Linked DNA regions of Homo sapiens: all the other regions are linked to region 2. The links are chromatin contacts, found by Hi-C or POLR2A ChIA-PET in ENCODE. All regions are on one chromosome and are shown on one strand. Each heading gives the region's core, a stretch centred on a gene start or an enhancer-like site at or near the end of the contact. The rest is flanking DNA. Distances are from core to core; before and after follow the strand shown.

Region 1 (3,263 bases), core at 415-2,914, 60 kb before region 2:
TTGCAAAATTGTCAGCCATTACGTGTTATATGTGCCATTCTTTCTCACTAATGACCTGTATGTTAGAAAGTTTGCTGTTGTCTTTCAAGTGACTGCAGCTTTGCGGTTTTTTATAATCTTTTTTTTCTTTGCCCTTCAAATTGGGTAATTTCTGTTGACCTGTCCTTGATTTCCCTGACTCTTCCACTGACTCCAGACTTCTGTAAGTTGATCCATGAAGTTTTTTTTTGTTTAGGATATTATATTTTAAAATTCTAAAATTTGCACTTGACTCTTGTTCATAGATTTGTCTCTCGAGACTCCCCTCTGTTTACGATTTACTGACGCCGCTTTTGTTTCGGTGTTTGCACGTACCTGCAATTGCTGCATTAAAGTCTCGTTTGCTCATTTTGGCATCTGAGCCGGCAAGCGTCCAGGGTGTCTGAGGGATGATTTTCTCTTGGCCATGGGTCACATTTTCCTATTTCTTTGCATGTCTATTTTTTATTGTAGACTAAGATTATGAATAACACCTAGGAGAGACATTGGATTTTGTTATCATCCTCTGAAGAGTGTTAATTTTGCTCCAGCAGTCAGTTCCGTTACTCACTGATCATCTGAACTTCGTGCAGCCTGGTTTTATGCTTTGTTGGGGTAGATCTCTAGACTGACCCTTCTGTGGTTTTAGTAGGAAGCCTGAGGTATTTATCAAGCCTCTCTAACTCGACTACATTTAAACTCCAAACTTTGTCTCCTCCACAGCAGGAGCTGAAACCTCTGCCACACTAGGCCCACAAACATGCGTCATTCAGGGATCCACCAAGGAACAGGGTAGTTTATACAGAATTTGGGTCCCACTGCCATGGCTTCCTCCTTTGGGAACTCTCCTTTCCATTTCCATCCTCTCTGACAACCTAAAACTGTGTCATCTGACGCTTCAACCTGGAACTTTCTGCTTAAGTTTTAGCCATCTACATTATAAGGGCACTTTATAGCAAGAAATAGAATATTATTCCATTCTAGGCCAAGTACAGTGGCTCACACCTGACATCTCAGCACTTTGGGAGGCCGAGGTGGGTGGATCAACTGAGGTCAGGAGTTTGAAACCAGCCTGGCCAACATGGTGAAATCCTGTCTCTTCTAAAAAAAATTTTGAAAAAATTAGCCGGGTGTGGTGGTGCATACCTGTAATCCCAGCTACTCAGGAGCTGAGGCAGGAGAATCCCTTGAACCTGGGAGCCAGAGGTTGCAGTGAGCCGAGATGGCGCCACTGCCCTCCAGCCTGGGTGACAGAGTGAGAGTCTGTCTCAAAAAAAAAAAAAAAAAAAAAAGAAATATTCCTTCGTTCTTTTATAGGAGCATAGTACTTCATTTTGTAGATGTACTATTGTGTATCCTACTGATAGATACTTGTGTTGCTTCCAGTCTTGTTTTTACAGCGATCAGATGGTTCTTCTTAATTTCTCTTGCTACAAATGTTGCTGCTGTGTACAACCTGTTAAAGTCCACAGATGGAATAAAAGCTTTGGTTTGCAAAAATGACTCAATCTTTACAAACATTCTGTCATTTGTACCATAATCAATTAGTTTATTGGATCACCGAATTGCCTGACAGAATCCTTCCTGGAACTAGTCTATGGGGTCATTTGGCATAGAGTCAAAGCCTCAGACACGATGAGCCAGAGTTGATTTCCTTTGGCTTCACATAATTAAACTTTCCCAGAGGATTATCAGGTTACAGTGACACACACACAGGCTGTCAGATAATGGACAAAGTCCCAGCAGCGTGTACAACCAGCTGGTGGCTCCCAAATTCAAATTCCCCCAGCGGCATCCGTTCGGTTATTCGTACCCACACCCTCCCTTAGAAGTTTACCCCTCCGCCAGGCGCAGTGACTCACGCCTGTAATCCCAGCACTTTGGGAGGCCAAGGCGGGCGGATCACCTGAGGTTGGGAGTTCGAGACCAGCCTGACCAACATGGAGAAACCCCGTCTCTACTAAAAATACAAAAATTAGCCGGGCATGGTCACGCATGCCTGTAATCCCAGCTACTCGGGAGGCTGAGGCAGGAGAATCGCTTGAACCTGGGAGGCGGAGGTTGCGGTGAGCCGAGATCATGCCATTGCACTCCAGCCTGGGCAACAAGAGCAAAACTCCATCTCAATAAATAAATAAATAAGTTCACCCCACTACGGGCAAGAAGCCACACAGAAAGAAAAATAAAATAGGTATCTCTGGGGTTTTCTGAAGGGAAAGTAAGTGCAGCTCTGTCCCGTCTTTGCAGCTCTAAATAGGAACATGGTGGAGTAGGGCAGGTCGGGCTTGACGATGTCATGACTTGGCCTCTCTCAGTGTCACGCAGCCCCTGCAGGTTATAAGGAGGATTGAGCTGGCCAGGCACAGTGGCTCATACCTGTAATCCCAGCACTTTGGGAGGCCGAGGTGGGCGGATCACCTGAGGTCGGGAGTTCGAGACCAGCCTGGCCAACGTGGAGAAACCCCATGTCTACTAAAAATACAAAATTAGCCCGGCGTGGTGGTGCATGTCTGTTAACCCAGCTGCTCGGGAGGCTGAGGCAGGAGAATTGCTTGAACCCGGGAGGCGGAGGTTGCAGTGAGCTGAGATTTCGCCATTGCATTCCAGCCTGGGTAACAAGAGCGAAACTCCGTCTCAAAAAAAAAAAGAAGGATAGAGCTAACATGCATGAACCACCTAGAACAGCACCCAGAGCATAGTAACAGCTCCTTGCAGATGTTACAGTACCTTGATCTATACAACAGTAAAGGGAAATGCATGCTAGCTGCCCCAGATGCTGCCAGCTTCACAGGCATTTTTCTGCCTGCAAACTAATCCTAAGGAAGAGAGGAGGGCAGGGGGAGAAATTGCACCCAGTCAAATGTAAACGATACAAAATGTGAAATTCCCCTCTCTGAAAATGAAAGGGAAAAAACTCGATTCAATGCCTGCCCCTGAGGTGAACCTGAAATGACAAGGCAGACACTCTCTAGAACTTCACGTTTGGCCACCAGGGTCTTCGGTTGATTTTCCTTTCTTCGTCATATCTGAGTGGCTGAAACGCCAGTGATCTGGGATAGTCCTTTGGCTGCTGATAGACTTATGCAATCCCTTGGCAGGCAGGACAGGCCAGAGGAAGGGCTCCTGTGCCTTTAAGGTCACTGTTAATCATGTAACTTTATTGTGTTCCTGGGCTATAAAGGAAATGTCGTCCTTGATCTGAATGTCTGTTTTATGATGTCCATAAACAGTGAATTGCCAGTGAC
Region 2 (3,715 bases), core at 1,211-3,710:
CTAGGATGATGTGTTTCCAAGTGAACTCTCACCCGACAATCAGTATTAAGTCAGCATGAAGGGTAAAGATGTTTACAGCTGAGCCACATGCACGTCAGGAGACAGGAGCAGCAATGCCTGGGGCTTTCCACGGTGAGCTCCCAGCACACAGCAAGCATGTCGCCAGAAAGAACAGAAAGTTCACAAAGGGAGGGCCAGCCTGTGCACAGCCTAGCACCGTCCTGGGAGGCCATCATCACCTGTGCTCCTCTGAGAGGACAGGAAGATGCTGTTTTCCACTTTTTTCTCCCCAAGACCGTTTATTAGCAATTGAAGGAACAACGCATGTATCAAAGACTGGATTTGAGAAATTCCAACAAATCTGCCCCCTCGCAGTTGGGAGCTGGCATCGTGCAATCTTCGGAATGCAGCCTCTGGCTCTCCCATCAAAAGGCAACGCAGCCCCCTGTGATTTCAGCTTTGACCTTGTGGGTAATAAAAGAAGGAAAGAGGAATGTCTGCTACTGGAATCCTGGATGGGGTCCCCGCGGCCGAATCCCCCCTCCCGTCCCCTCCTGTGTCACCTGTCATGTCTCAGACTTTGACCGCCTCCCGCAGCTTCCTTTTATTCGTAATGTCTAAAGCCAACCCAAGCGTCTTTGCCGGCTGACGTCTTAGCCAAATCATGTGGGAAACCCGTGAAGCAGAACTGACCGCTGTGAGGGCTGGGAGTACACTGGGCATCTGAAATACTTCAGCCCAGGAAAACGTCCATCAGTGGACACCGTCGGTTCCCAGGTGGCCTCTGGAACAGGAAAGCAGTCACCCCCTCGTCCGATCCCACAGGAAACCTCATTCCACTCTAGTGGCAGTGGCTGGGGCTAGATCCCCCTGAGCCAGGAGACGACGGGCAGTGCCCGGACAAGGCTGTACTCTGTCCACAGCTCCTCCACTGTGGCTATGAGGGAGGTTTAAAAATCTCAGTCCAGTGGGGGGGGTCAGCCCCCTGCCCGGCCAGCCGCCCCGTCTGGGAGGGAGGTGGGGGGGTCAGCCCCCGCCCGGCCAGCCGCCCCGTCTGGGAGGGAGGTGGGGGGGTCAGCCCCCCGCCCGGCCAGCCGCCCCATCCAGGAGGTGAGGGGCGCTTCTGCCCGGCCGCCCCTACTGGGAAGTGAGGAGCCCCTCTGCCCGGCCACGACCCCGTCTGGGAGGTGTGCCCAGCGGCTCATTGGGGATGGGCCATGATGACAATGGCGGTTTTGTGGAATAGAAAGGCGGGAAGGGTGGGGAAAAAATTGAGAAATCGGATGGTTGCCGGGTCTGTGTGGATAGAAGTAGACATGGGAGACTTTTCATTTTGTTCTGTACTAAGAAAAATTCTTCTGCCTTGGGATCCTGTTGATCTGTGACCTTACCCCCAACCCTGTGTTCTCTGAAACATGTGCTGTGTCCACTCAGGGTTGAATGGATTAAGGGCGGTGCAAGATGTGCTTTGTTAAACAGATGCTTGAAGGCAGCATGCGCGTTAAGAGTCATCACCACTCCCTAATCTCAAGTACCCAGGGACACAAACACTGCGGAAGGCCGCAGGGTCCTCTGCCTAGGAAAACCAGAGACCTTTGTTCACTTGTTTATCTGCTGACCTTCCCTCCACTATTGTCCTATGACCCTGCCAAATCCCCCTCTGCGAGAAACACCCAAGAATGATCAATAAAAAAAAAATAAAAAATAAATAAATAAATAAATAAAATAAAAATCTCAGTCCAAAGGCTTTCACCGTAGTCTGTCTAAGGGACAGATAACATCGTCTCTCTGAATTTGGGAGGGGACTGTTCTCTGTTGGTAGCCAAAAGGGGCCCAGCAAGGTGCTAGGGTTCCAGTCTCCCTGAGTCCTCAGGCAGGTCTTCCCAGCCCCCACCCTGGGACTCCCTGCCCTGCTGCAGGGGAACGTGAGGGTCAGGGGTCCCCAGATTCCTGGGAGCTGGGGCCGGTGCCCTGGCAGAAACACGGCCTCAGGCAGGGTCCAGGGCCTGTGGGGGTGAGTCACGTTGTTATGGGCTGAATTCTCTCCCCAAAACTTACGTCCAAGCCCAACCTGGTGCCTCCCAGTACCGTATTTGGAGACAGTGCCTTTAAAAGGTGGTTAAGATAACATGAGCTGACTGGGGTGGGCCCTGAGCCACTTTGACTGAGTCTTACAAGAAGAGGAGGTCGGGGCACAGATGCACATGAAGGGCGCCAGGGAAGGACAGACCCTGACACACAGAGGAGTGGGGACTCAGCAGAAGCCAGCCCTGCCAACACTTGTCTCAGACTTTGAGAGGTAAGTGTCTGTCGTTTAAGCCCCCCGCCAAGCTCACACACACACACACCTGTGTGCCTCGCTAGGGCTGCCCCAGCAGACTCACACATCACACCTCCCTCACCACCGAGTCCCTGGGCAGCAACGTGGGCCCGGCTCACAAGCAGTGCTGGAGACAGCTTGAGCTTGGGTTGACTGCGCCAGCATAGCATGATCTCTCTCTCTCTCTCTCGCTCTCTCTAAGGAAAAAAAGAAGATAAGAACTAGAGAGTCAGAAATGTCATCTCTTTCTTTCTTTTCTTCCTCCTTTCTTTCTTGCACTCCAGCCTGGGCAACAGAGTGAGACTCCATCTGAAAAAAAAAAAGGAAAGAAAGAAATTGATTTTATTAACCAAAACTAGTAAAGGGGAAGTGGCCAGATAGCCATCCATGGCAACCACTTCAATTTTGGGGAGGAAGGCAGGGGTTTAAGAAAGGAAAACTTGGCCGGGCATGGTGGCTCATGCCTGTAATCCCAGCACTTTGGGAGGCCAAGGTGAGTGGATCACCTGAAGTCAGGAGTTCATGGCCAGCCTGGTCAACATGGTGAAACCCCGTCCCTACCAAAAAAAAAAAAAATTAGCTGGGCATGATGGCAGGTGCCTGTAATCCCAGCTACTGGGGAGGCAGAGGTGGGAGAATCTCTTGAGCCTGGGAGGCGGAGGTTGCAGTGAGCTGAGATTGCACCACTGCACTCCAGCCTGAGCGACAGAGCGAGACTCTGTCTCAAAAAGAAAGAAAGGAAAACGTGATAAGGAAGAAATACGAGAATTGGGTGGGGTACAATGTCTGTGTGTCTCGAGTGGCTGTCTTGGGTCCCCATCCACCTGGGTCTCAGGCTGGCATCACCTCAACAGTGGCCAGGTGGTGAACTAGCCACCTTGATGTCATCTGTGGCACTTTGCAGCTTGATCTCCAGGCTTGGTCTGTCTCAAGATTAGCCCCTGGAACGTCTAAGAAGGTGCATAATGAGATGCGTGCATAATGAGATGCGCACATACAGTTAGAGAACTGTGAAGCGGGTATAGACAGTGAGAAAGGCGGGGACGTGAAGCCTACTTTAAGGCTAAGGGAAAAGGCTTCTGCAGTTCGCTTCAAGGTTATATCTTAAAATCCAAGAGAAAGGGGAAAAAAAGTTAAGATGCATTTTGAAGTTAAGCTGCCTGGTTACAAGTGAAAATACATAAGAGTACTGGTTTTTTTCCGGTTAATCCTAACTTTTCTAATATATTTTGCTAGCAGATATTTAAAATCTGGTGGTTTAGCCAAAGAATTTGGGACAGCAAGACTATACAATCTTCCATCCGCTGCAAAGAGATGTTCGTTTTTTCTCAGCGTTTCTGAGAAGCTGGAAAACAAGGTGAGCTGCCGCCTTGGACACCCTCCTCTTAATTCTGG
Region 3 (3,689 bases), core at 75-2,574, 38 kb before region 2:
GCCCCTGTCTCAAAAAAAAAAAAAGAAAAGAAAAGAAAGATAGGTAGATACATAGAATGGGTGGATAGAGAGATAGAACGGATAGAAAAATAGGATGGATAAATAGAACATAGGTAGATACATAAATATGATGAATGCATAGATGGATGGGTGGATGGATGGATGGATGGATGGATGGATGGATGGATGGATGAATGGATACATAGATGAATGGATGGATAGATAGTATATAAATGGATGGATGGATAGATACACAGTAGGTAGGTAGGTAGTAGATAGATAGATAGATAGATAGATAGATAGATAGATAGATAGATAAACAGGATAGATAGATAGATAGATAGATAGATAGATAGATAGATAGATAAACAGGATGAATATTTAGAAGGCTGGGAGTGGGCAGAAAGCCTGGAAGGACACACATTAATACAAATAATATTAACTGAGTTGTTTTCTGGGCCCATAGGATCCTAGACAAGTTTTTAAATATTATTCTTTGAAGTGCTATTTCCTACACTTCCTACAATGATAATAGGATATTTTATATTCAGAAAAATGACATTTAAGACATAGTCAATGGTCCATGGACCTTGGACAGAGGGCCCAGCTGCCCTGTTTGCAGTCTACACCGCATGCCCAACCCTTCCCCAGATCTACTCACTTTCAGAATGTGCTGCCTTCCACGTGTGAACCAGACTGAGCTCCTTTCTGCCACTGATGTTGAATTGTCCATTTGCTCACGTCAGTGTCCACGTGGCAAATCCACAGGGCATGGGTGGGATCCTGCAGTCTAGACAAAGCCAAGGAGCACCGCTGGAGGCCACGTTGGGCTTCCCAATCCACATGCAAACCCAAAATGTGTTCTTGGGTACCTTTTCTGAGAAGACAGCCTGTGGCATGCATCAGCTTCCTTGAGGGGCCCATGATGCTGGAGAAAACGGAGACCCGGCTCCAAAGGAGAATGTGGACTCTTAGTGGTTGGACAAAGACGTCCCGACCTCAGACCTCAGGTACCCTGTGTTTCCCCAGCGGCAGCTCATCTGGACTCGGCCATCACGACAGCGACCACACTGGCTCCAGCCACATGCACTTCCGGACCCCATGTCCTCTAGCTGTTGGGTAGAAGAGGGGTGGAGAAGGTTTCTGTAGCACAGAAACACATCAGCAGGACCAGATCCAAATATTGCACTCTCCAGATTCTTCGTCCTTCTGGCAGAAAGAAGCAGTGTCCCGGGAACATGCCCCTACTTGACCCCTGACCCTGGAAACGCCTCGAAACCCACCCGGGAGGCTGATTCCAGCTAGTCTGCCCTGGGCCACTGTACTGGGAGAGTTTCTTTCCGGAGCTGCAGTACTTCCTTTGGGGTGGGAAGGAGTTGTTACAAACTAGCCAAAGGCTCTGAGTTGCTTGGTTTTTCCTTTAGAAAACATTTGCTTTTTATTTTTAGCAGTTATTCAGAGCCAAACTTCATGAAAAGGGGAATAGAGTGGTATCGTGGGAGTATCCTTTTGCATAAAAACTAAGGTGTGATTACAAAGTAACAAAGCTAATCTTTTTTATTTCAATTGGTTTATGAACCAACTCTAATTGAAAAGCCGTGCAAAGCTGCTTGCTTCATGGCAGCTTTTCTGGGGTAAACGTGCAGTCAGCCAAGGGTAAATATCTTGAAGTTTAACGCTCGCTCGGAGGCATAAGCTCCAGTTTGTTTTTGGTTGAAAAATAGTATCCTAACTGTTGAGGTACACCTTTGCAGTGGGACTCTGTAACTGCCCAAGGGGTTCACCCTGCCTGCTACCTAAACAGAGCTCATTCATCAAGACAGGGGAACTGCAATGGAGAAAGAGCCATTCACCCAGTGCCGGCTGTGCGGGAGACCAGAGTTTTATTATTCCTCAAATCAGTCTCCCCGAGCATTCGGGGCGCAGAGTTTTTAAGGATAACTTAGTGGGTGGTGGGAAGCCAGTGAGCCAGGAATGCTGATTGATTGGTCAGGGAGGAAATCATAGGGAGTTGAAGCTGTCTGCTTTTTTTTTTTTTTTTTTTTTTTTTTGAGACAGAGTCTCACTCTGTCCCCCAGGCCAGAGTACAGTGGCGTGATCTCGGCTCACTGCAACCTCCGCCTCCCGGGTTCAAGCTATTCTCCTGCCTCAGCCTCCCGAGTAGCTGGGACTACAGGCACTGGCACACCATGCCCGGCTAATTTTTGTATTTTTAGTAGAGACAGGGTTTCACTATATTGGCCAGGCTGGTCTTGAACTCCTGACCTCGTGATCTGCCCACCTCAGCCTCCCAAAGTGCTGGGATTACAGGCGTGAGCCACTGTGCCTGGCTGCAGCTGTCTTCTTGCACTGAGTCAGTTCCTGACTGGGGCCAGAAGACCAGACGAGCCAGTTTATCTATCTGGGTGGTGCCAGCTGATCCATCAACTGCAGGGTCTCCAAAATATCTCAAGCGCTGATCTTAGGAGCAATTTAGGGAGGGTCAGAATCTCGTAGTCTCCAGCTGCGTGACTCTTAAACTGTAATTTCTAATCCTGTGGCTGTTAGTCTCGTCCCCAGGCAAGAAGCAGGTCTGCTTTGGGAAAGGGCTGTTACAGTCTTTGTCTAAACTATAAACTACAAATGAAGTTTCTCCCAAAGTTAGTTCAGCCAAGGAATGAACACAGACAGCTTGGAGGTTCGAAGCAAGATGGAGCCCGCTAAGTTAGATCTCTTTCACTGTCTCAGTCATAATTTGGCCAAGGCAGTTTCAACTCCAGGAATGTGATCAAGTCCAAGTTCTGCTGATCCTCAACTTTGCCTATTTATTTCTCTTCTGTTTTAAGTCAACACTTTCTCCTGGTGAAACTGCTCTGGAAGGACGTTCCAATGAAAAGCTTTTCCCATAATGAGATCGTAATCCTTGCTGAAAACGCTTTGCCGTTCACTGCATTTTAATGCTCTGGCACCACATGTGCCCCCTTTTCTTTTTGGGATAAAAGACGCCTTTGTCCCATGTCCTCAGCTGGTGCTTAGGGGTATGGAGCAAAAAGTGGGTGCCAGAGTTGAGATTCAGGGAGTGGAGAGTGGGGAGGAGCTTCTGCCTTCTGAAAACTGCCCGGATGGATGCGGTAGTGCAGCGGTGGCCACGGCACATGCCTGCGAGGATAGAGTCAGTTGTGGCTGAGCTAAGCGCGGAAGTGCAGGCAAAACCTGAGTATCGGCAGCCAGGGCAGGTGTGGGGACCTCTGCACTGAGGTATATTCCTCCCTGGGAGCCACAGGGAGCCCTTAGTTACCAGCCTTGAGAGATCCTCCACATTCGTCCGTGGTAACCCCCTTGCTGTCTCTCTCTCTGTCACCAGTGGAAGGACTAAAAGTGGTGGAGATTGAGAAATGCAAGAGTGACATTAAGAAGATGAGGGAGGAGCTGGCGGCCAGAAGCAGCAGGTAGGGTCTGCGCTGGGGCCACGGGCGGCCGGGCCTGGGGAGGGCTCCCCGTACCAGTTGGGCTGGGGCTGTGGGCTTTGTTTGCCTAAAAGAAAGGCTGGTGCAGTTCGGTACAGTTCAGGCTTGGGAGAGTGCAGTCTGGAGGCAGCCACCCTGCTTGCGACCTGCTTGTCAGTGGTGTGACTTTCTTCTAACAAAAGAGCACGCATGGGCCGGGTGTGGTGGCTCACGCCTGTAATCCCAGCACTTTGGGAGGCCGAG

The links. A loop is a pair of places that touch in the nucleus more often than their neighbours do. ChIA-PET counts read pairs that join two places held with the same protein, here RNA polymerase II (POLR2A). Pooled maps may share reads with other maps.
Region 1: a loop to region 2 is called in a map of heart left ventricle, with 3 times the contacts of the local background. The contact joins the enhancer-like site here to the promoter of LINC01668 in region 2. A Hi-C loop is called at or near these places in 7 of 168 maps with a recorded cell type or tissue (HepG2, K562, Right ventricle myocardium inferior and 4 more), 1 of 37 single-sample maps with no recorded cell type and 7 of 50 pooled maps. POLR2A ChIA-PET finds 5 or more read pairs at or near these places in 2 of 52 experiments (HEK293 and activated CD4-positive, alpha-beta T cell).
Region 3: a loop to region 2 is called in a map of CD4-positive, alpha-beta T cell, with 7 times the contacts of the local background. The contact joins the promoter of PDE9A-AS1 here to the promoter of LINC01668 in region 2. A Hi-C loop is called at or near these places in 18 of 168 maps with a recorded cell type or tissue (B cell, CD4-positive, alpha-beta T cell, CD8-positive, alpha-beta T cell and 11 more) and 17 of 50 pooled maps. POLR2A ChIA-PET finds 5 or more read pairs at or near these places in 16 of 52 experiments (A549, CD4-positive, alpha-beta T cell, CD4-positive, alpha-beta memory T cell and 13 more).

The regions. Positions count from the first base shown.
Region 1 is chr21:42,718,352-42,721,614 of GRCh38, forward strand. The region is part of intron 4 of PDE9A (phosphodiesterase 9A); the gene reads left to right. Among named protein-coding and RNA genes, the nearest start is that of PDE9A-AS1, 22 kb to the right of the region's middle. Within about 2 kb of position 1,665, at least 9 of the 41 ENCODE cell types and tissues checked have a DNase peak (open chromatin) inside an H3K27ac peak, as active enhancers do.
Region 2 is chr21:42,777,534-42,781,248 of GRCh38, forward strand. LINC01668 (long intergenic non-protein coding RNA 1668) reads right to left here and starts at 2,461. Exons shown (of 3, transcript NR_135517.1): 1 at 2,349-2,461; 2 at 564-784; 3 at 286-464. RefSeq lists enhancers at 1-22, 68-1,017, 1,969-2,918, 3,406-3,715 and silencers at 717-776, 797-846, 877-926.
Region 3 is chr21:42,740,433-42,744,121 of GRCh38, forward strand. It overlaps PDE9A-AS1 (PDE9A antisense RNA 1), which reads right to left and starts at 1,325. Exons shown (of 2, transcript NR_183525.1): 1 at 662-1,325. PDE9A (phosphodiesterase 9A) reads left to right here. Exons shown (of 20, transcript NM_002606.3): 8 at 3,344-3,428.